Regions from separate parts of the Homo sapiens genome. Here region 2 is linked to region 1. Evidence: chromatin contacts called from ENCODE Hi-C or POLR2A ChIA-PET data. All regions are on one chromosome and are shown on one strand. Each heading gives the region's core, a stretch centred on a gene start or an enhancer-like site at or near the end of the contact. The rest is flanking DNA. Distances are from core to core; before and after follow the strand shown. Region 1 overlaps LINC00299 (long intergenic non-protein coding RNA 299). Region 2 overlaps LINC00299 (long intergenic non-protein coding RNA 299).

Region 1 (5,646 bases), core at 1,399-3,898:
CTTGAGGGTGTGATTTTATGAATTGAAAATTATTTCAATTATTCAGCTAGCCATTCATTTACTGCTTTTAAATTTGTGAACTTTGGAGCTGAGATAATAAAACCTAAGACTGAACCTTCACCTTTAGCAGCACTGTATCTTCTAAAAATCAACATTGATACTAAAATATGTGGCTTCTAGTTCTGCCCAGGTCCACGTGGCTTTGAATAATTACCACTCTCGGTGCTTGTCCATCTGTAAACGGGGAATAATAGCACCAAACCTGTTTCTCTTACATGTTGGTTGTGAGAACCAAAAGATAATATACATATACAAAATGCGCTGAAAAATCTCCAGTGCAATGCCAGCCTGAACTGAGAGATTTATTATTAGGCACATAAAAGAGTAGGCATACAGAGGTCTAGAAAGCTCACCTGGGCTGGGTGCGGTGGCTCATGCCTGTAATCCCAGCACTTTGGAGGCTGAGGTGGGTGGATCACTTGAGGTCAGGAGTTCAAGACCAACTTGACTAACACGATGAAACCCTACCTCTACTAAAAATACAAAAATTACACGAGTGTCGTCGTGGGCACCTGTAATCCCAGCTGCTTGGAGGCTGAAGCATGAGAATCACCTGAACCCGAGAGGCAGAGGTTGCAGTGAGCTGAGATCATGCCACTGCACTCCAGCCTGGACAACAGAGTGAGACCCTGTCTCAAAAAAAAAAAAAAAAAAAAAAAAAGAAAGCTCACCTGTCTTTATTTTATTTTTTGCATTATGGACATTCTGTTTGTGAGTCTTTAGTAAATATACAACTATGCAGGTAAAGTCAAGGCAAGAGTCAAATTTTACATAACAACTTGAAAACACTTTCTGGGGATTTGTCTCCTAATAATATACGACTATTTCAGTCTTCTGTTTGTGTTGATTTACCGGAGTAGAGTTGCCAGATAAAATACAGGATGCTTAGTTACATTTGAATTTCAGATTAACAACAAATATTTTTTAGCATGAGTATGTCCAATATTTGAGACATACCAAACAAAGTACTTGTTATTGATCTGAAATTCAAATGTAACTGGGTGTCTTGCATTTTTATTTGCTAAATCTGGCCACCGTATACTGGAGGTCCTTACAGCAGACACCTGAGAGAGAAATCCCATTTTCACATAAACTGCTTTTTTTTATCTTTTTTTTTTTTTTTGAGACAGAGTTTTGTTCTTGTCACCCAGGCTGGAGTGCAATGGTGCGATCTCAGCTCACTGCAACCTCCGCCTCCCAGGTTCAAGCAATTCTCCCAAGTAGCTGGGATTACAGGCGCCTGCCACTACATCTGGCTAGTTTTTGTATTTTTTAGTAGAGACGGGGTTTCACCATGTTGGCCAGGCTGGTCCTGAACTCCTGAGCTCAGGTGATCCACCTGCCTCGGCCTCCCAAAGTGCTGGGATTACAGGTGTGAGCCACAGTGCCTAGCCTTTTTTATCTTTTTTAACAGAAATGGGAATCAATGAATTTATGTTGGCATGTTTGGTAATTTTTTTGCACCTCTCTTCTTTATTTGCAAAATGGAGAGACTATAGTTGTCCTCAGTCTTGGCTGCACATTGAAATCCCAAGGGGACCATTTACAGCTTCTAATGCCTAAGCACCAGAGTCCAAATACATGAGGATCTCGGGTGGAACCTGGGGGCGTTATATTTTACAGCGCCTCCAGGTGATTCTCAGGCATGCAAGGCTGAGCCGGTGGTCTCTTCGGCGACGCTGTGGGGTTAGGTGATGTAGCATCTGTAAAGCACTTCACAGACTATCAGACATGCAATTAGAATGCAGCAAATGGCCCACGCCTTGCTTTGGGAAGAGGGTCCGCAGAGTAGGAGAGGAAGAGTAGGAAGAAAAGCGCCCCAGGTGGGTGGCAGGCTGAGCAATGCCCCACGCAGGAGTTCCAGGTGGATCTTATGGATCTGTGTGACTGCAGCACAATTTGGCAGGTGGGGGTGGGGGAAGAAATGTGGGAAAGGTGGGCAGAACCAGTCATGGAGGCTTTGAACTTGGGCTTCATCTTGTAGGGTGATCAGGAGCCATGGGACAGGATGCACATACTTGAAGGAAAGCATTTTCTAGGGGAAGCCAGGGTGGGGAAACCTCCTTACATCCGTGCAGGAGTCCCATGTCTCATGGGCTGATGTGGGTCACGTGGGGTTTGTGGAACATAAAATCCCCAGGGTCGGAATCTTGTCTTGCTCTATGTTGTATCCTTAGCACTAGAACCACGCCTGGTACATAGTAGGCACTTGGTAGAGGGTATCGATTGGGAGAATACACGAAGGACAAAAAATCCAAACGAAGGAGAAGCTTGGCAGAGGCAGCAGGGGACTGCAGGACCAGCCCTGTCAAAGCAGAATCCCACTGAACTGCTGGTGCCCCTGGACAAGCCATATCCCTTCTTGGCCTCTGTTTCTGTCGCTTAAATGGAGGGCAGGGTCCTTCTAGCTCTAATGTCCACCAATAATTAAATGCTTCTGATCCTGAACGAGTTCATGACCTTCTTACTGATGCGCCAAGTCCTAGGTGGAAACTCCATCAGAAGCCTTTGTGTTTCCCTGAGTTCTGGAAGCCTGGCCCCAGGAGGCAGAGTTGGGGCAACTCATCCTGGCTGCTGGGAAACCCAGGCTTGGATGGAAGGCAGCTTGCTGCTGAGGCTGGTGACCTTATTAGCAGTGGTTGGACCAGATCCTCTAAAGTCATTTTCACGGTTGTAGGTCCAAGTGCTGTGATGGTGGGAGGGAGGTCTTCCCAGGCAAGGAAGGGGCACTGGCCGGGGTGGGGAAGTCGGGCTCCTAGTCCCAGCTGCTGTGCCTCCCCTCTGGGCAAGCCATCTTACCTGTTTGCATGTTAGTTTCTTTAGTTGTAAAACAAGGAATTTATATTAAGTTAACTCTAACAGACCATTTTCGGTTTTCAACTCCTATGATTTTGTAGCATGCTCTCGGGTTTCTTTTATCTTTATCTCCGTGTATCTTTGTTTCTAAAAGATCCAGGCCTCGATGACACCTTTTCCTCCCTAGTACTTTCAGCCCACGAGAGAATCTAAAAGCTGACTCTGCACCTCCGGGTGCTGCCGAGCCTTTTGCACAGAAAGAAGAGAAAGCTGGATAGTTTTTTTTTTTCTTTTGCTTCTTCGTTAACAGATATTTTTAGCTTTTCTAAAAGCTTCTCATTCTGAGCCTTAAAAAGAAATAAGAACCTGTTCCAAAAATGCAAATTCTCTGGCAAGAAGCAAGAGGGGTGTTTTCAATCTTCCCTGAACGATTGTTTTCTCTCCCACAGACCCTCGTGGTGCAGCAGAGGGCAGCTGGGGTGCGGGAGGAGGTGGGAGGGTGAGGCTGTGGCCAGCAGGAGCCAGGCCTCAGGGTGCCAGCCTGGACCAGGAGCATGTGCTGGGGGCTTGCTTTCCGCAATCAGGCACTTTTTCAAGTTGGTCCTGAACGGTTCTGGACTGGATGGCAGGCTGCTGTGTGTGATTGAGAATGTTGCCTGTCTGAGCCCTGAGATGAGCTGAGGGTTCCTCCTCCCCAGCCAGCACCAGCCTCACACAGCCCTTGTAAATCTGAAAGTGCTGTTGGTAGCAACCAGGGATGGGCAGAGGCAGCCCTGTCCTGAGGGTGACATGAAAGTGAGAGCAAGCTGAAGCTCCAGTTGGCTTAGTCTTCAAAAGTGTCACTTTCAGATTATATCCCTCAGCTTTAAAATATCCTTCTTTGAAGTCCATCCTGCTCTGCCCACTATTTGTCCCCGGTGGTCACTTCCTCCTCTGTGCTCCCGTGGCCTGGGATTCACACCAGGAAAGAACGCCACGAAGAAGGAATGGTGAGTGGTATGTGTGTCTGCTTCCCATGGGGATGGGAAATGGAGAGAGAACTGCCCAGTGGGATTGTTACTTCGCCCGGCACCTTGCAGGAATCTTGCAATCACTTCTCATTTACATTTTTTATTCCCTAGCATCTAGCTCATAGTAGATGCTCACTAATGCACTAATGCTGGATTGCCATACCTAAGATTTTTCCTGTGTATCTTTCAAAACTAATCCAAAGGTTGCTTATATTCTGAAATAATAATCAGTCCTTGAATCTCTTTGAATAACAACACAATTTAGTTCCCATTAGGTTAAATTCAGGGAATATTGTGAATGCAGCCTTTGAAAGGAGACCTTTAATATACTTAGGCTTGCAATTATTTTTCAGAAAGTGATTATATTGGCATCTTGATATAAAAATGATGGATGCCACCCTCTGTCCCTTACACACTCAGTTCCGGTTCTCAAAAGTTAGCGATGGAGATGGGAGACAGTCTGGGTGTGTGCTGGGGAGGCAGGGTGGGCAGTGAGGCAACGTGGCCACTTTCAGATCCTTCAATCTCTTCTTTTTATACGTATAGCTTAGCTTCCTCGTAACTGAAAGCAGAGAATGATTCTGGTTCTTAAACTGAGGCTTAGGAGACCGCTTTATCTATGCACAGTTGTTTCTAAATATTAGGAATAAAGCCAGTTGGGATGAATACTTCTTACACTCACTACAGGAAAATGCTGAGGCATAGACATAGGATCTGAATTCACAACCATCTTTAGGACTGAGGAGAAATAACAGAAGTTCTTATGTTACTAACAGCAATGCCCGTGTTTCCTGATTCTATATCTTGTTTTGGTAGGGTGGTCAGAACATTAACATGGATATCCTTATTTGCAACCTGATTGCTTCCCAGAAACTATGTTAGTTGCTTTAAATACATCTTCGTAACAATATTCCAGAATAGACATTATTATTGCCACTTTCTGGATGAAGAACCTGAGACTCAGAGAAACTGAGGAACTTCCTGGGCCTTGTCCTCAGGTCCTCCTGAACACAGGGCTCAGGTGCCTTGCTCAGTTTCTTTGATGATCCTAACGGACTCCAGTGTCGCAGATGGGAAAGCTGGCAGGGAGGGAGAGGTGATGTTTGCCCAGGAATGGGGAGTGGAAGATAGAGGACTAGATGCATAGACCTCAGTGTATTGTGCTTAGAACAAATCCTATTGTCCATTAAACTTTATCATAATCATGCATGGTAGATGATAGTATCTTCCATTTACAGGTAAGAGCTTTGGCACACACCCCCAGACATTTATATGAAACCCCAGAAAGTCATGCCCAGGAATAAAAAGTAAACCGGTTGTATTAGTCTACTCTCATGCTGCTAATAAAGACATACCCAAAATGGGGTAATTTATAAAAGAAAGGGGCTGGAGAGGCCTCACAATCATGGCGGAAGTTGAATGAGGAGCAAAGTCACGTCTTACATGGTGGCAGTCAAGAGAGTGTGTGCAGGGGAACTCCCATTAATAAAACCATCAGATCTCATGAGACTTATTCACTATCAAGAGAACAGCATGGGAAAAACCCACTCCTCATGACTCAATTACCTCCCACTGGGTCCCTCCCACTGCATCTGGGAATTATGGGAGCTACAATTCAAGATGAGATTTGAGTGGGGACACAGCCAAACCATGTCACCCAGGGACTAACGACAAAACCAAAGCAGACTTCCCTAAGAAAGCTGAAATCCAAGAATTGACAGGATCAAAATGACCCACTGGTATTTATCTGCCTTCCAGGAAAACACCCTACCTCATTACA
Region 2 (5,646 bases), core at 2,029-4,528, 36 kb after region 1:
CCTCCCGTGACATGTGGAGATTATGGGAACTATAATTCAAGATGAGATTTGAGTGGGGACACAAAGCCTAACCATATCAGGTGAGCTTGCTCCATGGTCTTCAATGCCTGATGGTTCCTTCTGAAGCACCCATGTCCCTGGGCGAGCACTCAGTGCTCCTGCCTTCCCTTTCTTCAGTAGCTCCTCACTGCCCATGGGAAAAGGCACACATGTCTTCCAACCTGCCACTCTCTACACAAACTCCAGGCTCGCTCTATACCATAGCCTCTTGGGTTGCCCCCCAGACCATGATCTGGCAGTTTCCTTGTCTGGAATCTTCTTCAAAAGTGGGATGACTGAGTCTCCTGTGCCATGTCCCTGGGACCTGCCTTCTGCCCCAAGCCGGGCAGCCAGAATCTCTCTCCTGGGAATTGCAAGAGTTGGCTGGAGCCTACCTGACAGAGGCCTGATGCACAGCCACCTGAGGGCCACAGACATGGTTTGTGAAGCTTCCCTGGCTCTGGCCACTCCATGGGGCTCAGTTTTCAGTCTTCCTTCTGTTCTGAGATCTATCTTTATAAAGTCCACTTTTTTCCTTAGCCGTAATAGGTAGTTATTGAGAGCTTATTATGTGCGTTCCTAAGCACTTTATGTATCGTCTTTCATTTGTTTAAAAAACTCTTACTACTTTGATATCACGGACGAGAAAACTAAGGCTCAGAAAGGTTATGTAGCTCCCTCAAGCAAACAAGGCTGGTGCTTTAATGCTTGGGCCACATGGCCTGTTTAAGTATTTCAATCACGTTGTCCATTTCTGTAGCTTGTGAGCAAAAGGACCTTACAGGATTCATCCTTTCTCATGCCTCCTCTAGGGTGACCTCATGGCTCTAGGTCCCAGCATCTCTGTGCTGGCTTTTTTGACTAGGTCATGCAGCATTAGAGGTTCCCTCCTCTGAACTCCAATAGAACATGGTCCATATTTATTTCATAGCTTTTGTTTACTTTTTATGCCTTCTTCAGTGGTAAAGTCCCTGAGTTATTTATATCCATTGCCTGGAGCAAAGTAGGAGTTTAATGCATATTTATTGAAGGAAAGTGCTTTCTTCTTCCCTAGAGTGGATAAACAGGAGGGAAAGAGAAAGGAAAGAGAGCAAGCCGGTGATAACAGTAGACATCTACTGTGGGCCTCAGCTTCATCTGTGCCTTCAATACAGGGCAGGTGCATCGACCTCAGGGTGAGAATTATTTTATGTTCAATTCCAGTAAGACCAAATAACCTGGCCTGAATTATTGCATTAAAATAATTTAGGAACTATTAATATATGTTGGTGGTCTTACCAAGTCTCAGGAGATACTAGGAAAGAGGAAGTTGGAGTGAGGAGGGAGGTGGCCACTGCTGGAGGATCTGGCTGGGGCCTGAGAGTGGGAGGAGACCAGAGGAGGAAGTGGCTCTTTCTGACTAGAGTGCCCAAAGTCTCCACTGCTAAGTGGCATCGGGGTTCAAGTTCAATAGCAAAGGGGGTGCCACCTGTGAGACTAAGGCCTGGCCAGGGAGGAGCCATCCCTGTGCTGGGAAGGGAGAGGTTGGTGGGAGGGTGTCTGGAGCTTCCATACTGTATTTGTAACAGGAGTAAAATCAAACTTGGTCCAAGGGGACATTGCAGCGAGCCTGTCAGTCTCTACCCCTGGCATTGTTATCGAGGGGGGAAAGAATGGCTATTTTAAAGGCTGGCTGAAGTTTGTGCTCTTGGCTTTAACACTGTGGCTCTTGGTCACTGGGACCCTTTTAAAACGAAGGTTCCTAAACTCCCGCTAAAAAATCTGTAATCCAGTGGGATCTGCATTTTAGTAGGCACTCAAAGTGATTATGATGTGAGGGGTTCTTTGCAAACCATTTCCCAGAGCCCCCATGGTGAGGACACATTATTGGACAATCTGTGAAGGAGCCTTTTGGTTATTTGATCAGATCATGGTTCTGGGGGAGTCTAGTTTGGAGTGGTTGAGACCAAGAGGATGTAAGTGTTTTGCATAGAAGGAAAACAGGAACCTTCTTGGAGTAGACAGGTTGTTCTGCTATAAAGTAATTTGCATTTTCTTACGGGCAAATCCTAGAAATGGGGATTTCAGTTGAGAATTGTGGTGGGAGGTAGGATAAGAACTCTAGGGGAAAAAGCTTGCTGGCCGCTGCCAACAGTTTGGGACCACAGCCCTGGCGGGGCCAGCCAGGGTCCCCTCTGGAAGCTAAACTTCAGCAGCAAAGACATGGGGTTTTATTTCTGGTCTGTACAGCAATTCTCCTCTTTTATACCCAGCCCTTCACTAAAGGTCTGTTACACGTGACAGTACTGGATGAGGGAAGTCTGAGAGTTAAAGGCCTGGATCCCTGCTTACCTGTGGAGCCGAGTGGCAGGGAAGATAGACATAACTGAGATGGTGTGTTTGTTTCTTGAAGCTGCCATGACAAAACTCCACAAACTGGGTGGCTTGACACCACAGAAATTCATTATTTCAGAATTCTGGAAGCCAGGAGTCTAAAATCAAGGTGTTGGCAGGGGTTCACTCTCTCTGAAACCTGAAACCTTTCTGAAGTGGACCCAGTTACTTTCATTTTAGGGTGAAGGACTTTAGTACGATGGTCAAGACAAGAACCGTGGAGTCAGAATGCCTGCATGCAGATCTCATCACCATGGGTAAGTGGCAAGAGCTGGGCGAAAGGCTAATCTCTGGGGCTGTCCGTGTTCTCATGTGTGAAGGAGAATTCTCTGTTGTCTGTTCCAGCTTCTGGTGTTGCCGGCCATCCTTTGCACTCCCGTCTTGCGGCTGTGTTGCTCCAGTCTCTGCCTCTGTTGTTACATTGCATCTGCTGTGCATCTATGTCCACATTTCCCTCTTCTTATAAGGACAGAGGGCCCATCCTAATGACCTCATTTTAACCTGATTACATCTGCAAAGACCCTATTTCCAAATGAGGTCATGTTCACAGACGCCCGGGGTTAGGACTTGAACAGATCCATTTTGAGGGCACACACAATTCAACCTATAACAGAGGGCTAGATGTGAGACGGTGCCCCCTCCTACCCTTCACTCTGTCTCAAAATCTTTAGAAATATTTTGATGGAGACTAAATTCCTGGTAGAAATATCAGCAATCTCTGAAATGACAGTTTGGGTATTTTTTCCAGAATATTATAAGACAAGGTGACCCCAGATGAACTTGGGCCCACTCTGGTTACATACGTGTCATGAGTGCTTAGTGAACTGTGTGTCAAATGAATTACCTAACTTCATTTGTACCATGGCCAACTCTGTGTCATCATTGCAGGATTCAAGTCTGGCTTGTCTGGGGCCAAGCTGAGTTCTCCATGCAGAGAGGTACTTAATAAAGGCTTCCAATGTTTGTGCAATGAAATGAAAGATCTGCGGGGCTGTTAGGTTCTCAGACAAAAAGATTGCTATGCAAATTCAGAGCCTCATTATTTCACCAAAGGTTGAAAAACTAAAAACAGATCTGGTAGCATAGTCCCCTTGGTTGGCAGGAGCAGTGCTTTGGACCCGGGTCACATTCTGATGTCTCCTTGATCATAAACACCTGGTTCCCAAAGCGTCCGCAGTTTGTTTCATTTTTAAAGACCAGGATGGCAAATTTAAAATTCAAATTCTTTTGAACAGCGGAGAGAATGTAGCTATAAAAGTGTTTCAGACCACAGTGTTTTAAATGAAGGTTAATTTTCTGATAAAATAGGAAATGAAGGAAAAATTATCTCCCTGCACGCAAGCATGGTTTAGAATACTATAGCTCAATTAGATGTTCTGATTGTGCAAACAATCAGCCTCATGTCTTGTTAAACTTCTCTTTTTCAAATTATGAAGCTTTTCTATACTAAGATTAGCAGGAATATTAAGGGTAGAACAGATAAAAGATCCATCTGAGCCAGAAGAAAAATTATAACTTAAGAAGTCTCAAAACGAAATGAACTTCCAAAAATCCCATGGTGTGTCCAACATTATTAAAAAATTGTCCAGCATGAAAATTAACTCCTAGACTCAGAGGAAAGAAGTTATTATTCTTTGCTTTAAGATACTGAGTACATTTTACTCAATGGAATTTTGCTTTGCACATACAGAAATACGTTATACATCATGCATGTTAATCAGACCTATGCAAGATATTGTTTGCAAAGTAGTTTTGGGGATACAGGGTGTTTACTTCACAGGGGCTGGGTTCAGGGGAAAGGGAAGCAAAGACCATTAGAACGTCTTACGTTTTGCTGCAAAGCAATTTTGATACCATAAGTTTTTATAAGTATATGACTTCTGATTTATTCTCAAGCATTTATATTTAACTTTCACTGGGTTGTATCCAGAGCAAAGAGCCATACAGTCATTTTGTGCTGCGTGCGTCTTTTCTACTTTCAGGGCTTGTAGTAAGGTTACAGAATGTGCTGGCACTTCCCAGAGTTTGTCTATTAAGCGAATGAGCGATGCATCATCTTGGTGAGATATTTGGTCCATTTCGCGCCTCTCTCTTCTCATTCCCGCCCTCCACATTTGTTTCCCTGTAGCTGGGCCTCTCCTGTTCTGATGGCAGCCGTGCATCCTGGCCACATCTACCTAGGTGGCTTCTCCTGGAATTTCTTCTGGTTATCCTTCCAGCCTTTGTGTCAGCTCTGAGGCCACATCTTTCAGGAAGCTCTATCTGCCCACCAGGCTCCCCACTGCTGGGTGGCTCCTCCCTGCTTCCCTGAACGTTCTGGACCTTTGCACAGTTCTGACCTTGCTGCTTCCTGGCTGTCTCCAATCTGAACTCTAAGCTCGATGGGTGTAATGTGTGGGTTGGGCTTGCTCTGGTGTCTCTGGCAGGTGGCACCAGGCCTGATATGTAGTGGGTGCTTGACTGCTGTCTGTTGCTCTTAGAAAAAGTAATAATTGAGTATATTTGGGAGTTCCCAGAGGAGACACACAGAGACTCTCCTTTGAAGATGAGATACACTCTTATAAAACCTGAAAAATTTGACCCTAAAATCTCCCTAGAACTGAGAGGGCTATGCAGAGGTTGCCTGGGATGAAGGTTCATTACACTATGATTCCCAGGTTAGGATGAGGGTTGAGGGGATGAAGACATTTTAGGCAGATAAGTGGCCAGGAGTTTAGCAGATTTCATCACTTTATTTGGGCCAATGCAGTGAATTATTGAAAATAATAGTGGATGAGACTTTATGTCATCTCAGAAAAGGGAGCTAAGAAGCACTGTCCTGTGTACTTTACATCAATCCATCATTTTCTGAGGTGGATTCAGGTATTAGCATTTTATTTATTTACGTATTGAGTTTTGAGAGGAAGACTCACTCTGTTGCCCAGGCTGGAGTGCAGTGGTGTGATCTCAGCTCACTGCAACCTCCACCTCATGAGTTCAAGTGATTCTCCTGCCTCAGCCTCCGGAGTAGCTGGGACTACAGGTGTGTGCCACCATGTCTCGCTGATTTTTTTGTATTTTTCATTACAGATGGGGTTTTGCCATGTTGGCCAGGCTAGTCTCGAACTCCTAACTTCAGGTAATCTACCACGTTGGCCTTCCAAATTGCTGGGATTACAGGGGTGAGCCACTGCATCCGGCCAGGTACTTGCATTTTAGAGTGAAGGACTTTAGTATAATGGTCATGACAAGAAC

Evidence for each region. Hi-C counts contacts between places; a loop is a spot of excess contacts on that map. ChIA-PET counts read pairs that join two places held with the same protein, here RNA polymerase II (POLR2A). Pooled maps may share reads with other maps.
Region 2: a loop to region 1 is called in a map of GM12878, with 1.9 times the contacts of the local background. The contact joins two enhancer-like sites. A Hi-C loop is called at or near these places in 4 of 168 maps with a recorded cell type or tissue (CD14-positive monocyte, GM12878, natural killer cell and 1 more), 1 of 37 single-sample maps with no recorded cell type and 2 of 50 pooled maps. POLR2A ChIA-PET finds 5 or more read pairs at or near these places in 5 of 52 experiments (GM12878, H1, K562 and 2 more).

The regions. Positions count from the first base shown.
Region 1 is chr2:8,275,938-8,281,583 of GRCh38, reverse strand. The region is part of intron 7 of LINC00299 (long intergenic non-protein coding RNA 299); the gene reads left to right. Among named protein-coding and RNA genes, the nearest start is that of LINC00299, 50 kb to the left of the region's middle. RefSeq lists enhancers at 1-152, 3,352-3,853 and a silencer at 3,568-3,617. Within about 2 kb of position 2,648, at least 3 of the 41 ENCODE cell types and tissues checked have a DNase peak (open chromatin) inside an H3K27ac peak, as active enhancers do.
Region 2 is chr2:8,240,588-8,246,233 of GRCh38, reverse strand. The region is part of intron 7 of LINC00299 (long intergenic non-protein coding RNA 299); the gene reads left to right. Among named protein-coding and RNA genes, the nearest start is that of LINC00299, 85 kb to the left of the region's middle. Within about 2 kb of position 3,278, at least 2 of the 41 ENCODE cell types and tissues checked have a DNase peak (open chromatin) inside an H3K27ac peak, as active enhancers do.